2 separate regions of the Homo sapiens genome follow, and region 1 is linked to region 2. A link is a contact called in ENCODE Hi-C or POLR2A ChIA-PET data. All regions are on one chromosome and are shown on one strand. Each heading gives the region's core, a stretch centred on a gene start or an enhancer-like site at or near the end of the contact. The rest is flanking DNA. Distances are from core to core; before and after follow the strand shown.

What was found. Hi-C counts contacts between places; a loop is a spot of excess contacts on that map. ChIA-PET counts read pairs that join two places held with the same protein, here RNA polymerase II (POLR2A). Pooled maps may share reads with other maps.
Region 1: a loop to region 2 is called in a map of gastrocnemius medialis, with 9 times the contacts of the local background. The contact joins the promoter of ARMC2-AS1 here to the promoter of SOBP in region 2. A Hi-C loop is called at or near these places in 1 of 168 maps with a recorded cell type or tissue (gastrocnemius medialis) and 1 of 50 pooled maps. POLR2A ChIA-PET finds 5 or more read pairs at or near these places in 2 of 52 experiments (MCF 10A and activated CD4-positive, alpha-beta T cell).

What each region holds. Positions count from the first base shown.
Region 1 is chr6:108,922,654-108,925,775 of GRCh38, forward strand. It overlaps ARMC2-AS1 (ARMC2 antisense RNA 1), which reads right to left and starts at 1,450. Exons shown (of 3, transcript NR_104137.1): 1 at 1,408-1,450; 2 at 322-391. The region is part of intron 10 of ARMC2 (armadillo repeat containing 2); the gene reads left to right.
Region 2 is chr6:107,488,240-107,491,448 of GRCh38, forward strand. SOBP (sine oculis binding protein homolog) reads left to right here and starts at 1,878. Exons shown (of 7, transcript NM_018013.4): 1 at 1,878-2,473. The coding sequence starts at 2,378. RefSeq lists silencers at 2,108-2,157, 2,198-2,257.

The DNA.
Region 1 (3,122 bases), core at 200-2,699, 1.4 Mb after region 2:
GTCTCCCAATACTGACTACACAATGAAAACTTTGAGGCTTACATAATTCAATGTGAGCTGGGTAGCTTTGCCAAGTCTCCAGGTGTTTTCCCTGACTGAGGGTGGTACCTGTTATGATCAAATAATTTGGGGAACATGGAAAGAAGCTTTCTCAGAAAAGTGAGCACCAGAAAGTTGTCAAGTGTAGCTCAGTCATTTTTCAGTAGTAGATTGGTAACCAGAAGCAAAATGGAATGTTTCTTCCTGGGTATTTACCAAAACCTTAGGTCCCCTTTTGTCCTAAACATCACCTAACAATTGCTAATAAGCAAGGAAACTTACATTTGTATTAGTCCTCTTTGTGGATTATCAGTGTCATTTTCTTCTCTTTTTTCTTCTTCCTATGGGCTGCCTTCAGGATTGCAAGTCCCACAGGATTGCAAGTTAAGAGATGGGGGAAAAGATAGGAATTAAAACTTGTGTTTTTCAGTGTGCTATTTCTTGGTGAAATGCTACTTAAGAGGTTGAGAATTTCTCTACTAAGTCCTTTAGAGACTAAACAAGACTTTTTTTAAGTAAGGGATTTGAGGTGGTTTGAAAGATTATATACAATAAAAAAGAAAAATGTGTGTTTAAGTTTGTGCATTTATAGATAATATAAATTAGAATAGAAAGTTAAGAAAGAAATGGATGCACACCTCCAAGCATGAAGCTTGGGCTTTGGTTAACTCCTGCTTTGGGGGAGGGCCCAGTGGGTGGGCTTTTCTTGAGGGTGGGAAATAAAGACCCTGCTGTAGAGCACAGAACTCATTGATAATTTTCACAGATTTATCTCTGTTCAACTGAGAGTTCTTGTTTTCTTTTTTTTAATTTTCACTTGTATATAATGAATTCAAAAGTAGGAGCAAAATTCAGTTAAATGGGTTGACTTGGAACTTGCCTTTACTGTGACCACATGATTTAGCTAGACTCTCCTCCCCACACCCTTTTTTTTTTTTTTTTCCTGCATTTTTTCCAGAAAAGGCCACTGGTCTGAGCATTCAGGGCCCCACCATCATCCCACAGTGAGATTGGTGGCTCTCAGAGGTTGGTGACAAGTCTCTCAAGATACAGGGCCTTCAGAGCTGCATCTGCGTGGTGGCCTTTTCCTGATCCTTCTCCCTCAGGGTTTTAGGCCCTGGTTCACCCAGGCCTCTGCTAAGCTCCCGCACTTTCTTGCCAGAGGTGTCTTAAAGGGAAAAACCTCTCTTTTGTCGCTCCTGTCCCTTCTTTCTTTCTTCCCCCTCCTCATTCCCCTCCTCCTTCCCCTTCTCATTCACTCTTCCAGCCCTCCAGTAGCTGAACATTTAAGAGCTTTTTATGAGCACATTTGTTGTCCTCTGAATAGAAAGAGGAATAAGAAGTGGTTTGTACCCTAGAGGAGCTCACCATGGGAGAGAAGATGCCTGAAGACAAGTGACAATGCTTCTGTGATGGGGGTTGTAGAGGCAGGAACAGGATGCTTTGGTAACACGGAAGAGGAAGGAGAGGAAGTGACTGATCAGCCTCGGAAAGGACTTCACAGAGAAGTTATCTTGAGCTGGGTTTTGAAAAATGAGCAGGAGGCCGGGCGCGGTGGATCATGTCTGTGATCCCAGCACTTTGGGAGGCCGAGGCGGGCGGATCACTTGAGGTCAGGAGTTCAAGACCAGCCTGGCCAACATGGCAAAACCCTGTCTCTACTAAAAATACAAAAATTAGCAGGGTGTGGTGGTGCTTGCCTGTAATCCCAGCTACTCGGGAGGCTGAGGCAGGAGAATCGCTTGAACCCAGGAGGCGGAGGTTGCAGTGAGCCGAGATCGAGACTCTGTCTCGAAAAAGAAAAAAGAAAAAAATGAGCAGGAGATGGCCCGGGGGAGAAGGGGTGGCAAAGTGTAATCGAGGGCACTCTGGGCGGAGGAAGCCGCCTATTCAAAGGCATGGCGTCATGAAGGGTTGAGGACCTCATGTGGTGCAGAGTCTGAAAGATGGCCAGGGTGGTGCCGAGGCAAAGGAGATGAGTTTGGAGGGATAAACCACACTTCAGAGACTGAGGAACCTTTAGGCTATGGGTGCTACTGGCTGGGCCGGAAGTCGCAGGAGGCCTTTGAGCAGGGAAGGCGGAGCTTTGAGATGCCCCCTCTGGCAGCAGTGAGCAGCTATGGGGGCAAACTGTGGAAGGAGCCCATCCAGGGGGCTGTAGAGTTTGGGTAAGAGATGAAGTGAGCTTAAACTGAACCAGTGACGCTGGTGATGGAGAGAAGGGGTGAACGTGTGACCAGTCAGGTGGGGAAAGGGGTGGGGCCCGGGAGTTTAGGAGCTTGGGAAGGAGCTGCTGTCAGAAATGAGATAGGCTAGAGAACAAATACACAGAGGCTGGTCCCCTTCCAGAGAGTTCATTTTTCTTTCATCCGTTATTTTTTATTCTGTGATGGATGGGGGTTATAGAGGCAGGAACAGGATGCTTTGTTAACACGGAAGAGGAAGCGACTGATCGGCCTCTGAAAGGTCTTAAACATAGACAAGTTAGCCTGAGCTGGGTAACTACAGAGTCCATTTTTCTTTCATCCATTATTTTTTACTCCTCTGCTTTCAAAAAAAATCTTAAAATCTGTCTACCTCAGAGATATTGTCTGCTTAGCCCATGGTGTTCTGATATCCCAGTCTTTCCTTTGTAGATGTCCACCCCTTCATTCATTCCATTAATAAATGCCTATTGAGCGCCCACCATGTACCAGGCACTGGACTTGGAGCTGGATGTACAATGGTGAAAAGGATGAACAAGGTTTATGCCTTCACTGAAGCGTCTAGTCTGGAGGAGTAGACAGATAGTAAACCATAATATTAAATAACCTAGCATTAAGTAGAGTTTATGGGGGCATATATGGTATGAGATGAAGCTTGACGGGTTGAGAAGGAACAGATCTGTTGAGCCTTGTAGACCATGGTCAGGGAACTGAATATTATCCTGGGAGCTATGGACAAAAAGCCAATATGGCTTGGAGTAACAGAAAGCAGAAAGGCAGGATTCTGGGATATCTCTGCTTGAGCAACTAGGTTGATGGTGTCATCTATTGAGCTATTGCTGTGTATTTTTCAAATGTATGGTATATGTTTCATGCATG
Region 2 (3,209 bases), core at 628-3,127:
TACTGCAAAGCTCCCCTAAAACCTCATCAGTCTTCCTCTCTTGACTCTTGGGCGTCCCAGGAATTTTAACTTTTCCTCGGCGTAAGTGTTTCTCGCGCGGACCCCTTGCAGGCGCAAAGCCTGGCTCGCTCTGGCCTCCTGGCTTGCCCAGGATCTAGGCAGCCACGGGGAGCAGGGTGCAGCTTCCCCTCGCCTCCCCGGGACGGGGAAGAGAAGAAATCAGGAGGGAGGAGGTACTCAGCCCTCCTGGGTGCACTCCCAGATGTTTTTAAGTTGGCGTTTATTAAAAACAAAATGATGCTAAAATGCAAAATAGGCAACGTGGAGGTACTCAGCTCTCCTGCGTACACGCCCATGTATCTCTAATGTGACATTTAAGAAACAAAACAATGCTAAAATGCAAATTAGGCGATGTAATACCCAGAATGAGCCTCGTTTGACAGGCCAAACTGAGATTTAATGGAAAGCTTACTCATATCCCCACACGGAATTCATTCTTTTAGGAACTTAAAAAAATTGTGTAATTTTAAGTTCCACCACTGTCATAACGAACACTCCACAGTAACATGCAGTGGAACAATGGACACCCCCATATCGCATTGTGTCAGGTAATTATGAAGTGTCGAGGCGCGGGAAGGAGAAGCCGGGAACGTCAATGTGTCCTCTGCAACGTGTGGGAGCGCTCAGAGCCGCGCGTATCACAGAAACATCATCCAGTCGTCACCCCCAATGCCTCAACCCAGGGACAGGGACAGACTCAATCAGACCTCGGCCCCAGGCGTGGCAGGAGAGGGCCAAAGAGGGGACTTGTGAGCGCAGAGGGAGCGAGCACCGCTCCATGGAGGGCAGGCGCTAGCTGGGAAGTCGGGAGGAGAAAGTGCAACCAGGCGGGGAGGGGAGGATCCCACCGGGGCGTGGCGAGGGCGTTCGGGGTCCGGGTGAGCGGGACCCTACGCGGGACCGTGCGCTCCCAGAAGCTCCCACTCAGCCCAACCTTTTGGGCGAAACCCAGGACACCCAGATAAGGGTGCAGGCGGGGTCACGCGTAAAGCTGTTACTTTGAAGCAGGGCATAAGTGAGAGAGAGATAAAGAGAGAAGGAACAAGGGGAAAAAGAAATGAAGGGGCTGAAGGCCGAGATGTCCTACTTCTAAGTAGTTCTTTGAGAGGCAAAAGCTTCATTGCCATTGCAGTCCGAGGCAGCGCCGCGTGGAGGACCGGCCGGGCGGGGCGCGGGGACCTCTCCAAGGGGTCTCCAGCCTCCGCGCACTCTGCGGTGGCCCCCGGAGGGGGAAACTATTCTGGCAGCTCAGTGGGGGGAAGCTCGTCCGGGCTGTGGTTTCCTTTCCCCGAGACCCCAGCGTTGCACCCCCGAGGCGGCAGGCTCAGTCAACCCTCCCCGGGGGACGGCGGCCCTCTAGCCAGGCGACCTCAGGTCTCGCGACCTCCCGCCGCCCAACCTTCTCCTTTCACCCCCATTCATTTTTCCTCAGCGGCTCCTAGGACGGGCTCAAAAACCAACTCCACACGCAACCCAGCCCACCTCGCGGAGCTGAGAAGCAGGGCTGGGTTCCGAGCGGGCGCCGGCGCCCCTGGCGTGTGGCGGGGAGGTGGCGGCCGCGGGGGGCGCCGCGAGCCGCCCGTGCCCGCCGCGGATGAACAGGCGGCTGCGAGCAGCCCCCGGAGCCGCGCAGCATCCGCGTATCCAGTGACGGTGGAAGCCACGCCCGCTCGAGAGCCGGGGGGCTGTCCTCGCCCCCCCCACCTTTCCCCTCCCTCCGACCCCCTCCCGGCCGCGCTCCCTCCCCTCCTCCCGCGCCGGCCCCCGGCCCGCCCCCGGCTCGGCTCGCGGGAGGCGCTGGGCGCCGGGGCTGGCGCGCTCTCCCGGGCTCACACACAGCCGCGCACGCACGCCCGGGGCCGCTCTCCGCGCCGGCCCTTGCTCCCCGCGCCCATGCGGACGGACCGAGCGACGGAAGATGGCTGACGACTCCACGGGGCCCCGAGGATGCGGCCCGGCGGCGGCGGCGGCGGGAGCGGCAGCGGCAGCGAGGGCGGCAGGGGCAGCGGCAGCAGCGGCGGCGTTGGCTGCGGCGGCGGCGGCGGCGGCAGCAGGAGCCGGAGCGACGGCGGCGGCATCCCCGAGACTCTCCGCACTATCCTTACCCGTGACAGCCACTGACGTCCTCCGCCGCTAGAAGAGACCCCGCTTCTCGGCGCCTGCCCTCCCCCTCGCGGCTCGGTCCGGCCCCGCCAGCACCGCTACCTCCGCCAGCCTCGCCACCATCAGCACCACCTCCACCGCCGCCGCCGCCGCCACCACCACCGCCGGCGGCGGCAGCAGCCATTTCATCTCCACAGAAACCAGACACAAAAACATGGCAGAAATGGAGAAAGAAGGGAGACCTCCCGAAAATAAACGGAGCAGGAAGCCGGCTCACCCAGTGAAAAGGGAGATCAATGAGGAGATGAAGGTATTTTTTGATCTCGGGGGCCAGGGAGACTGAGCTCTTTCTTGCGCCCGCTCCCCGTGGGCCGTGGTATGGATCTGGGGGGTACCGGGGCGCGCTTGTCAGTTTCTGTAGGATGCCCAGAACGGCTCCGCTCCTCCTCCAGGTGTAAAGCAGAGGCCAACTCGAGGGCTGCATCCCCGAAATTGTTGCCAACCTCAGATTTGATGAGGGGGGACCACATACTATTTAACCTTACGAATCCCAGGTTGGCACGGACGCGTTTCAGGGCGAGGGCACCGGGGACTCGAGCGGCGTTGGGCAGGGGAAGAGGCTTTCCCAGTGGACGGTGCAGTTTCTCCCCCCTTTTTGAGAATCATCCTCAGGGTCCCTCCAAAGTTAGGAGCCTCCTGGCCGGGGCACCCCGGAGAGAGCTCTATTCCACCCCTCTCCCCCAGCTCACCCTCCTGCTCCTCAATCCCGCTTCCCCCCAACCAACCAGCTGCGACGGCGTGAAGAGCCCGTCAGTGCCCGGCGAGCTGCGGCCCGAGAGGCGCGGGTCTGGGCACGGTCCTGACCGCTCTCCTCGCCCGCCCCCGCCCGCACCTCACCACTGGCAGCCTCCGCCTCCCGCTCGCCTCTGCCTGCCTCACTTCCCAGCCAAGCAGACCCCGGCCAGCCCCGCTGGAGGACAGCTGTCTGAGGGGCGGCCTTTGCAGGGCGCCTGTCCATTGTTCGCTAAGGCCGGCCCGGAGTCCTC